Linked DNA regions of Homo sapiens: regions 1, 2 and 3 are each linked to region 4. The links are chromatin contacts, found by Hi-C in ENCODE. All regions are on one chromosome and are shown on one strand. The core of a region is the stretch at or near the end of the contact, and the rest is flanking DNA. Distances in the headings are between cores, read along the strand shown.

What was found. A loop is a pair of places that touch in the nucleus more often than their neighbours do. Pooled maps may share reads with other maps.
Region 1: a loop to region 4 is called in a map of CD8-positive, alpha-beta T cell, with 6 times the contacts of the local background. The contact joins the promoter of BTF3-DT here to the promoter of AP3B1 in region 4. A Hi-C loop is called at or near these places in 2 of 168 maps with a recorded cell type or tissue (CD8-positive, alpha-beta T cell and naive thymus-derived CD4-positive, alpha-beta T cell) and 6 of 50 pooled maps.
Region 2: a map of CD8-positive, alpha-beta T cell shows a loop between it and region 4 (9-fold over the local background). The contact joins the promoter of CKMT2-AS1 here to the promoter of AP3B1 in region 4. A Hi-C loop is called at or near these places in 2 of 168 maps with a recorded cell type or tissue (CD8-positive, alpha-beta T cell and naive thymus-derived CD4-positive, alpha-beta T cell) and 7 of 50 pooled maps.
Region 3: a loop to region 4 is called in a map of CD8-positive, alpha-beta T cell, with 9 times the contacts of the local background. The contact joins the promoter of SSBP2 here to the promoter of AP3B1 in region 4. A Hi-C loop is called at or near these places in 1 of 168 maps with a recorded cell type or tissue (CD8-positive, alpha-beta T cell), 2 of 37 single-sample maps with no recorded cell type and 14 of 50 pooled maps.

Annotation. Positions count from the first base shown.
Region 1 is chr5:73,496,955-73,499,654 of GRCh38, forward strand. BTF3-DT (BTF3 divergent transcript) reads right to left here and starts at 1,366. Exons shown (of 1, transcript NR_186388.1): 1 at 599-1,366. BTF3 (basic transcription factor 3) reads left to right here and starts at 1,488. Exons shown (of 6, transcript NM_001037637.2): 1 at 1,488-1,845; 2 at 2,180-2,248. The coding sequence starts at 1,714. RefSeq lists enhancers at 1,323-1,382, 1,413-1,712, 1,476-2,286 and a silencer at 1,923-1,972.
Region 2 is chr5:81,300,134-81,302,833 of GRCh38, forward strand. It overlaps CKMT2-AS1 (CKMT2 antisense RNA 1), which reads right to left and starts at 1,436. Exons shown (of 2, transcript NR_034123.1): 1 at 1,154-1,436. It overlaps ZCCHC9 (zinc finger CCHC-type containing 9), which reads left to right and starts at 1,454. Exons shown (of 6, transcript NM_001131035.2): 1 at 1,454-1,565. RefSeq lists enhancers at 1,183-1,972, 1,536-1,635, 1,786-1,965, 1,973-2,700.
Region 3 is chr5:81,749,687-81,752,386 of GRCh38, forward strand. It overlaps SSBP2 (single stranded DNA binding protein 2), which reads right to left and starts at 1,411. Exons shown (of 17, transcript NM_001256732.3): 1 at 1,295-1,411. The coding sequence starts at 1,356. RefSeq lists silencers at 273-432, 653-702, 1,143-1,192, 1,363-1,692, 1,963-2,312.
Region 4 is chr5:78,293,363-78,296,062 of GRCh38, forward strand. AP3B1 (adaptor related protein complex 3 subunit beta 1) reads right to left here and starts at 1,336. Exons shown (of 27, transcript NM_003664.5): 1 at 1,090-1,336. The coding sequence starts at 1,217. RefSeq lists enhancers at 1,599-2,172, 2,547-2,596.

The DNA of each region.
Region 1 (2,700 bases), core at 116-2,615, 4.8 Mb before region 4:
GTGTATTAAAAGGGCAGAGGAGAGGGAAGGCAAAGAAAAAGAAAAAAAAGGTGGCAGGTTACATACATACAATCTTGTCTCTATAAAAGCTCAGAAAACATCACGTGACTAGGAAGTTTCAAATGCCTCCAATATAACATGGAGGAGAGGAAAAAAACTGTTCCTGGACAAAGATACACATTTCTTCCAAAAGGGGGAGTCTTTCTATATATTTTGTAATATCTCCAGAGCACAGCATAATGTTGGTACTGCCATTTTGGCCTTTGTCATTAGGAAGGTAACCCACATAAGCCTAACTACAAACACCCTTACCTGTACTAAAACTTCACTCATATTTAACTGAAGCAACATTGTTTTTTGTAAATATAACTGTAACAATTATTCTAAAAGGCAATACAGCTGTCCTCACCAGTTATGTTCTTGAGACATCAGTTGCAACAAACTTATATGTAAAAAGTATTCAAAAAGTTTAAACATTGATCTTAACTGGAGAGGGGTCTGCACTTGAACAAGTTTTCTTGCTACACACATTGCATTCTAAGATTTCGGACTCACTTTTGAATATGCAAAGACATTTCATGGTTAAGACCACAAAAAGGCTGATCAGAGAACATTTTTATTTAAATTGCCATTTTAAATATCAGTCGTTTTATCTTAAAGCTTGTCCTGGGTTTAACAAAGTTTAACTCACATCCACGCGTTGTCTCTCCAAACACAGCAGGCAGAAATTCTCCTTTGATTGGATTAAGATAGATAAAGTCTGCTTAACCGTGAATCGCTAATTGTCAAATCCATGCCAATTCGGTACCTAGGAGTCAATTTTTTTGCCTGATAAACAAGATAATTGTGTGGACCGTTTTAAGGTGGTTAGTCATCTGCTAAATTGGCTGAAATGCGGATTACCCAGTTCCTTCGTCGTACAGAGTTGCATTCTGAGGAGTGGGGCTCGGGGATACAGCCCCCAGAAATTCTGAACCTCGGTCCCGCAATCTACCACACCACCTAACCTTGGAAGGCCAAACTAACTTCACTATTTTTGACAAAATGCTTTGGTAATGGCTCATTCGGGCCGAGAGGGAAATTCTGCAATTCTCCAACCCACACCTCCAGCAAGGGGAGAGCTGCTTGAGTGGTGAGCACAAGCTGGGCACCTCCGGCGTCTCCAGGAAACGTGAATAGGCCCTTTCTTCGGAGGGCACAGAACTTCAGGATCAGGGCCCAATGGAGACTGAGCGGACTTAACCCTAACTGTGCACAGGACCGCGCTCTCCGACCCCTTTGTGGCCTCTCCCAGAGGTACGGGCTGCGCCCCAAGCCAGCAGTCTCTCGTAGGGCCTACAGCCGGCAGCCGCTGGAGCAGGAGGAGGAGAATAGGGACTCGCTGGACCATCACAAACGCTGTCGCGCGTGCGCAGGGAGGAACCGAGTTCGCGGCGAAGTCAGTTTCCTGACTCTTGAAGGAAGTGGCCTTGTGTCACTTCCGGCCTCCCTTTAGCTGCCATCTTGCGTCCCCGCGTGTGTGCGCCTAATCTCAGGTGGTCCACCCGAGACCCCTTGAGCACCAACCCTAGTCCCCCGCGCGGCCCCTTATTCGCTCCGACAAGGTACAAAAAGGCTCTGGACGGCGGCGTGGTAGGAGGACGGGAGCGGGGGCGGGAAGTTCCCTGAAGGAGCGAGACAGGGAGGGACAGGGCAGAGGAGGAGAGGAAGGCGATGCGACGGACAGGCGCACCCGCTCAGGCTGACTCTCGGGGGCGAGGTCGAGCCAGGGGCGGCTGCCCTGGGGGCGAGGCGACGCTGTCTCAACCTCCACCTCGCGGCGGAACCCGAGGACAGGAGCCTCAGGTACCGCGAGGCTTGCGGAGAGTGGCCGGGCCGGGCAGGCCCTGGCTAGGCCGAGGCCAGGCCAGGGCCAGGGGTGGGGGGTGCTGGCCAGGCGTGGGGTAGAGCCTTTCATCCGGGCCTGCCAAGAGCGGGGAGCTGTGGGGGAGTGGTGGGGAGGCGGGTGCTCTTTGGGCTCCCTGGAAACCCAAATTTGGAGCTTTGCGGGGTGGATTTGGGATCCAGGTTTCGGCCTGTGTAGGACGTTTATTTTCCTGCTGGTATCTTGGGAAATAACGAGCATGGAATGCTAGAGTGAGCTAAACCTATCCTTGCTGAGGATTTCCTCTTTTTCTAGATGAAAGAAACAATCATGAACCAGGAAAAACTCGCCAAACTGCAGGCACAAGTGCGCATTGGTGGGAAAGTAAGTTTTAATAGTTCGGGTTTGTGGGTTTTTTTTTTAAGGTTTAGGTATTTTAAAAAACATATTCCTTTTGCGCTTCTTATATTATCGGTGACAAACTTTGCCTATCGAGGGAAATTCACGGAGCTAGCAAATCTCGAGGAGCGGGGGAGACGAGGGTTGGAGACACATCAGTGAGACGAGCTAAAAACATCGCCTTTGTGTAAACATGTTTGTGTTTTCAGTGTTACAGAGTGTAAGTAGAACACAAAAGTGTTTCCTAATTTAATTAGTAAGGAAAATGTGTCATTTCAGTTAGATCGTTGTGCACATCATACCCTTGACTTGTTTTGGCCTGAGTTTTCTAAAGTCAGTGCTTGTTTGTCTCTCTTGTAAATTGAGACCTTTCTGTACTGCTTTCTGAACTAAATATTCTTTAGGGTAGTTGCATATTTCAAGGGTATTTGAAGATA
Region 2 (2,700 bases), core at 186-2,685, 3.0 Mb after region 4:
GGAGTTTGAGACCAACCTGGCCAACATGGCGATATCCCATCACTACTAAAAATACAAAATCTAGCCGGGCGCGGTGGCGGGCGCCTGTAATCTCAGCTACTTGGGCGGCTGAGGCAGAAGAATCGCTTGAACCCGGGACGCAGAGGTTGCAGTGAGCCGAGATCGCGCCATTGCACTCCAGCCTGGGCGACAAGAGCCAAACTCCTTCTCAAAAAACAAAACAAAACAAAACAAAAAAACAAATACGCAGTGAGCACCAAGGATGTACCAGGCAATGAGGATACAATAAACTTACACAATTATTGTGTAATTACAAATGTGAACCGTGTCATAAGAAAGTATAGACTGCCGTGAGCACACAGTAGGGGATTGGTCTAGTATGGGGGTAGGGGGCTGGAAGGCTTTCTTGAGAATAAAATACTTAAAGCCTTGAAGGGTGAGTAGAAAGTAACTGGAAGAAGAAAAGGAGTACCATACAAAGAGACTAGCAAATGTAAAGGCCTGGAGATGGCAAGGTACACACGGCATTTGAGAAATTGAAAAAATGATCCTATGCACGGAGCTCAAAGGAGAGACTGAGCAAGGTGAGGCTAGGGAAGTAGGCAGGGACTTCATAAGGAGTTCGAATTTCATCCTAAAACAATGGGAAGCGAAGGGAGAGTTTAAAGCAGTACAGCAGTACTGCTTTAAATGTAATGATTTACATTTTCAAAAGTTCCGTTCCTACGACACGGAAAATGGATTTCAGGGAGTTGGGGCAGAATGAATCCCCAGACCAGTTGTAGAACTACAGGTACAATATGGGACAAGGGAGGAGGTGCCAACAGAGATAAAAAGAAGTGGACAAATATTCAAAAGGTTAAATGGATTGAGCAAACTGTTGAGAGTAGTGGTCCTGGTAAATTGCATTTTTTCACTAGGCACAGCTGGTGGTGGTATCCATTTGCAAGAAGCTACAGAAAATGAGCCGTTTGGAAATCCAGGGTTTTCCTCTTAAAAAGAGAACTTGTTTGGCTACAAAGTGTTAACATTTTAATTGAATGCTCAACGAGCACTGAAGGGGGGACATGAGGCACTGCCTCTCACCCAAGAGAGCCCCCAAATGTCCTTTTCAGACTTTTATCACAGTGACCCACTCCCACCGCGCCTTTACCTTGCCTCTGCCTGGAATGTCCTTAACTCCCTCTTGCCGGCAATTTCACCAGATTTTTGATTTCTTATCCAGTCTCACGGGAAGCCTTTCCGGCATCTCCCACCCTACCGATCTTCCCGTCTATCTCGCCTGCTACACTGTGAGTTCAGACAGCACGGATTGAACTCTTCATCTTTTCGTGTCGGCGTCCTGCACAGGGCCATCCCATCACTAAGCGCGCCACAAACTCAGCCCAGTATTGACGCCCACGAGTCGCTTGTAAAGACCGTCTGTGACGCCGGAAGTGACGCGCTCTCGGGCACTATGTGCTTCCGGTCTCCAATACCGCAGGAGGGCGGTCTTCCCCGGCTCGCCAACTCGGCTGCTCTGGGGGATTCGTGCGCGGTAAGAAGCTGCGCGGTAGCGCGGTGAGGTGAGGTTCTCAGCCACCAAAGCTGCAGGGTCTCGTCGTTCGTTCCCTCTGGCCTGGCGGAACTTGCGTGGGAAGCTGGGAGGACAGAAGGCTTAGCCGCTGGGTCCCTGAGCTGGCTGGAGCGCGGGCTGTCTAGGGGCGGCGACCTCAGCTGTTGGGCTCCGGCTGCTGGGGGCTGTGCGTCCAGCCGCCCTGGAATCCGCCTGTGGGTGGGCCGCTTGGCTCTCCCACTTCACCCTCTTGATAACCCAGAGCCTCCCCCTTCCCACGTACGTAGGGGAAGGATAATCTACTTCCTTTTGAACAGCTTCGGTCCCCACTATGACAGTCGCATAAACTTCAGCGAAGAGTGCGCTGGTAAAGTGGCATGGAGTTTCTCACACCAATTCATTGGGTCCACCCTTCAGCTTCTGTGGAAGGGGTCTTTCTGTTACTAGGAGCTGAGACTTGGGGGGTTGCCAGGGATGCTGGTCTTAAAAGGTGATAATTTAGGCCGGGCGCGGTGGCTCACGCCTGTAATCCCAGCACTTTGGGAGGTCGAGGCGGGCAGATCTCCTGAGCTCAGGAGTTCGAGACCACCCTGGGCAACATGGTGAAACCCCTTCTCTACTAAAATACAAAAAATTAGCTGGGCGTGGTGGCACGCGCCTGTAATCCCAGCTATTCGGGAGGCTGAGGCCCGAGAATCGCTTGAGCCCTGGCGGCAGAGGTTGCAGTGAGCCAAGATCGCCCACTGCACTCCAGGTTGGGCTACAGAGTGAGACTCCGTCTCAACAACGACCACAACAACAACAAAAAAGGTGGTGGCTTAATACAGCCATGCTCCCCTTAAGAACTGGTATAGTTATGAGAAATGGTTGGGCCGTTTCGTGGTTGTGTGAACATCATAGTGTACTTGCACAAACCTACACAGCTGGGCCGTATGGGATAGCCTGTTACTCCTAGTCTACAGACCTGTACAGTATAACTACTAAATACTGTAGGCAGTTGTAAAAGGATGGTGTGTATCTAAACACAGAAAAGATACTGTAAAAATATAGTGTAAAAGAAAACATGGTACAGCTGAATAGGGCACTTACGCATGGAGCTTGCAGGGCTGTCGGTAGCTATTAAGTGAGTCAGTGAGTGGTATGTG
Region 3 (2,700 bases), core at 161-2,660, 3.5 Mb after region 4:
CTTCCTCAGTGATCACAGTCACTATTCGTTCTCATTTTTAGTAACAACCAAATCACCGTTACAAGTACACAAGAATAGCAGCAAACCGCTTTGCTTTGCAGTGTGCCGTGACAGTGGCATCCCGGGCCGGGAGGGGCTCTGTTCTCGCCAGCCGCCTCTTGGGCTCCCACCGAAGTTAACACCTGTATCTCCCCACAACTGTAACCAAGCGGCTCCTTCCCACCTGAACGCTTCTCCCCTCCCACAAACCCCTTTTCGGACCACTGGCCCTCCCCGCCACAGCTGCCCTCCTCGGGCGCCCCCGGCGGCTCCCACAACTCCCCTCCGCGCGCCCCCGACCACCGCCCCGCCGGGCCCGCCCCTCCCGCCGCTCGGGGGCTGCCAGCCTCACAAAAAGTTCGCCAGCCGCCGCCGCGGAGTTGGGTCCGCTGCGAGAGGCAGAAACGCCAGCCTCCTCCAGCGGATCCCGCTCCTCGCCAACACACTTTAGCTCCCCGGGAACTCGGTCCCTCTCCGACTCCCAAACTTCGGCGGCGTCTCCGGCGCCCACCCGCCCCCGCCCCCGCCCCAGCCCCAGCCCCAGCCCCGCGATGCGCGGGGGACTGCGGGCGCCGCGTCCGTAGCTGGCCCAGGAAAGCCCGGACGCCCAACCCGCACACGCCCTCCGCGCCCCGCGCGCGTCTCCGCGCCCCGCGGGGCCCCGCTCGGCCGCTCCACGCCCGGCTTCCGCCCGCCGCGCGCCCGGCACCGCCGCCCTCGCCTCGCCTCGCCCCGCGCTCGCGGCCCTAAGCCCCAGCGCCCAGGCCCCCGCCGCCGCGCTCCCCGCGCTGCCCGCCCCGACCCCGGCCCCGACCCCGGCCGGCCCGCCAAACACCCACATTCCCACTGCGCGCCTTCCTCCACGCAGCTGCCCCTCCCGCCACCCCCGGCGGCTCCCCAGGTCCCCGGAGCCCCGGACCCCAGCTCTAAAGTTACTTTGGAAGGTGAACCCGCGGGTTATTTCCCTCAATCACCCAAACAAGTTTCCATCCTCGCCACCAGCACCACCGCCGCCCCTCAACACACCCGGTCCCTCCCGCCGACAGCCCCCTGCGGCCGCCCGCCCAGCGCCCGCACCTCCCGGGAAAGCGCAGCTCCCCGCACCACACGCCCCCATCGCGGCACCCCTCCCCCTGCCAGCCCACCCCCGGCGCTCCCCGGGCGGAGAGTGTCTGTGTCTCCCAGAGTGTGCGAGTGCGTGCGTGAGTGTGCGCGCGTGTGAAGGCGGAGGTGGGTGAGAAGCGGAGACACTTACTTCTCCCGGGCCTGGCTGTCGGACGGGACGGCGCTGCTGTTACTCTTGCCTTTGCCGTACATGCTTGTGCCGAGAGCAGCTCCCACTGTCACGCACCTGTCAACCCATCACAGCCTCCCCGGGAACAGCCCCGTCCCCATGGCGACCCACGCAGCCACCCCCACTATTGGCCGCCCCACGCCAAAGCTCCGCCCCCTTCGCCCAGGCAACGCGCGAGACTGACAGGCCTCCCCCTCCCTCTGGCCTTCCGAAGCGCGCGGTGGCGGCTAAGCCTCAGCGGCAGTCTCCTCCCTCCTTCCCTCCCTCCCCGACTCCCTCCCTCCCGCCTTCCCTCTCCGCTCTCCTCCCTCCACCCGCTCTCCTTCCCCCTCCCCCCTCCGAACCCGGGCGCAAGGGGGGAATTAGAAACTGCTCTAGAAGGATTTTAAACAACTGGCTGTTCTCTCCGCCGCCACCCCTCCCCCCGCGCCGCCCGCGCTCAGCTCCTCACTGGAGAGAAGGCGCCGGGAGGAGGAGAAACTGCGGCCTGGAGTCTCCGGCCGGAGCCGGCGGAGCTGGAGCCGTGGCGGCCCCAGACTTCGGGGCGCCCGCCGAGTCCACGACAGAGCCACGGCCTCAGCCGCCCTGGGGCCCCCACCAGCCCCTCTCCCGCTCCTCTCCTATGCGTGACCCCGCGCCGGTACCCACGATTGATTTTTGCGGTCCTCAGCCCTACTCCCTGGGGTGTCGCCCCCGCCCTGTTCCCAGAGGGCCGGCTGGCGAGGGACACCCGCGCGGTTCCCTCGACCTTCTGGCTGAGCGACCGACAGCGACTCGCCTTCTCTCCTGGGGAAAGGCTGCACCTCCGGCCCTCGGCGCCGCTGCGGTGGCGGCGCCCGGGGCCGCGCCCTGCGCCCCAGGGGAGCACCCGGCCTGGGGTCGGCCTCCTCTGTAAGAGGTGAGCGGACCTCCCGAGGAGGCCCGGTGACTCCTGCGGCCGCAGCGGCCCCTGCCCCAACCCCTTCTTGCACGGAGCCCCGCGGCGCCCTGGACACCCCGCCAGATCTGCCGCAGAAGAGGGCCCCAGGCTTCCCCACCCGGCCTGGTTTAACAGTTTGGGTCAGTGATGCCTATTCATCCTGACCCCTGGAGTGGAAAAGGCCAGAAAAGGTCTTGAAAGACTTCCCTGTCCTTGCCCGTTAGAATAGGCCCCAGCGCGCTCCAAGGTGTACAAAGCTGTGCCAGGGCTGAAAGGCTGCCCGAGAATGTTTCTGTATCCAAATCCCTAATCCCATTTCAGTAAACGCGCAAAAGTTTCAGAAACACACACAATCTGGTTCCCAGTAGAACTCTGCATCATTTATCTTATTGAAGTCCTTGACTGTAAAATCAGACGGGTGCAAATGGGGTTAGAAAGAAGATGGGCT
Region 4 (2,700 bases), core at 86-2,585:
AAATGAAATCAGTTACCTTACTTTTAAACTTTTCTAACCTTGGGAAAAAGGAAAAGATTGTATCTTACATGCTATATATATGATTTTGATCCTCAATACAGCCAAAATGTAATCCCAATTTGAAGTAGTAGCACTTTCTAGACTACCCAATATTGTTAGTAACGTTTAATTTAAATTTTAATTATACCCTCTAACAGATCTGCAAAGCTACTAGCACAGCTATTCTACCTTAATTTAGCATGAATTTAGTGACAGACTATTATGTGACCCTATTGCTTAGTAATGAAAGATTTAAAATAAGAGAAATGTAAAAATGATAATTCTGGTAAATGTAACCACTACCACCAACCCACCCCCCAAAACAAACAACTTGGGATTTCTTTCCATTTCTCGGTGATACTTTTTACAAAACTAAGTGTACCTTGTTTAACATTCGTTTTTAAAATTCACATTATTAATCTGTAAAAGTTTTGGATTTGTTCACAGTAACACTCTTTTAAAATATTTTCTATTCATATGCTTATTTTGGATTGGTGTTTTTGTCTGTAGTGCAAAGGACATAATCCAAGAACATTAATACTGGTGTAAACCAGTTTGTCCATTCAAACAGCCTAAATCCACCTCTCTGCTCCTACACTCCGGGGTCACAAAATAACTTCCCACAAGCAACACTCGCACTCTCACCTTCACCAAAACACTCCTTTCACCCTAATCAGGGAATGTATTAAAGTCTGATCCGGCGAACGGTAAATAAACTAGAAGACGATGCTCAAAATTCAGACTCCTGAGCCCAGCCCAAGTCCAATTCAATCAGTGTCTTCAGGGGTGGGATCTAAGCTCACCAAGTGGTTTCCTTTTCACTAAAGTTTGAAAACTACTAGAGACCCCTACACACATTCGCCCCAAACTCCCACAACTCCCACCACCGCCAACCAACCCCACCTACCCACCCGCGGGACACGTTACCGCCCTGCCCTGCTCAGACCTCAGGGCGACCCCGCTCCTCTCCAGGAAGCCCACCCTGGCGCCCACTCCTCCGAGTCCGCAGCTCCTCCCTCCCATCCCCGCAACCCAAACCTTTCTCCTCACTTCTTCAAATCGCTGCTAAAGAGGCCGAAGGCCCCCGAGGGGGAAATGGTTGAGGTCGCCTCCTGACCCAGCTCCGTCGCCTCCCCTCCTCCGGACTGCTCATTGTAAGGAAAACTATTGCTGGACATTGCCGCGGTGCTGGCGGGTGCGGGGTTGGTCCTGCCGGGGGTTCTCTCCAAAAGGTTCCAGTCCAGAGGGCACGGAACAAAACTAGTTCTCGTACGGAGGAGCGCGCGCAGGCGCTTCCGGACTCGTCACGGCTCCCTGAGCCGACCTGGCAGTCCACCCCCTGCGCATGCGCAGTGTGCAGGCCTGCTAGATTACCACCCGGGCCATCCAGGCCTGCGCGGACTTTCCTGCTCCGGGCTTTAGAGGTAGCTGAGCGGCTGCGAGCCGGACTGCGGAAGGGGAGGCAGCGGGTGGCTAACTGCCCGGCTCCCGGCCCGTTTGAGGTGTGTCTTTGGAGAAGGATACCCATTGCATCCGTTTTGATCCGTTAAGGAGTTTCCAGAGCCCGGACAGCTCTTTGCTATACTTCAGTAAAGCAATAGTTTTCAGATTTCTCCGGAAATGCCATTTAGCACGCCAGATCACCTTTCCTAAACCCATCACGATCGCTTTTCCTTTTCTTGCTTGTTTCGGCTACTCTCTTCCATCCGGCTTTGCCTTACTTTCATATCGGTCCCAAACAACTTTTCTCCTAGACTTTAAGGAGGCCTCTCCCAACGATGGTTTGGAGGATCCGCACAGAAGCGACCATTCCATCTTTTCAATGAAAGTCTTGGGGGCAGACCGGGCGCGGTGGCTCACGCCAGTAATTCCAGCACTTTGGGAGGCCGAGGCGGGTGGATCACTTGAGGCCAGGAGTTCGAGACCAGCCTAGGCAACATAGCGAGACCCTTTCTCTGCAAAAAATATAAAAATTAGCCGGCGTGGTGGCGCGTGTCTGTGGTCCCAGCTACTGAGGCTGAGGTGGGAGGATCACTCGAACCCAGAAGGAGGGGGTAGCGATGAGTTGAGATCTCTCCACTGCATTCCAGCCTGGGCGACAGAGCGAGACCCTGTCTCAAAAAAATGAAAAAGAAAAGAAAACATCTTGGGGCCACCAGTTCCCGTTTGGAGCTGAAGTGGTGCGTCCTATTGGCGTCTAGCTACCAAAAATAAAATGGACCACCTCGCGCGCCAGTCGTGTTACTCACTAATATGCACTAGGGAGCCTAGGCGGGATGCTTGCCTGGCCCCAGAGTAGCTCTCTCCGGGTGCTGGCACCCGAGAAAACCTCTTTCCCGGGGTGCCTTCCCCCAGCCCGCCTTCTCAGGTGGGTTTCAGCGCCTTCCCTCTCTTCTCCCCAGTGCCTCCCGTCCAAGGAAGGCATTAACACCCAAAGCCCTGGCGGCCAGGTACTGAAACTGTCAAGGGATTCTACCAGGTAGAACGCGAACCTGGAGGCCGGCCGCCCCAGGGAAGGCGGTGGGGCGTTTTCAAGGATGAGAGTATGATCTCCAAATTTCAAAAGGTCACACTGTCACTGTGGAAGCACGCAAGAGCGTGGCTCTGGGTGGGAGAGGAAGGGACGTCCTCCAAACTTGATCGTCTGGTCAAATATTGGCA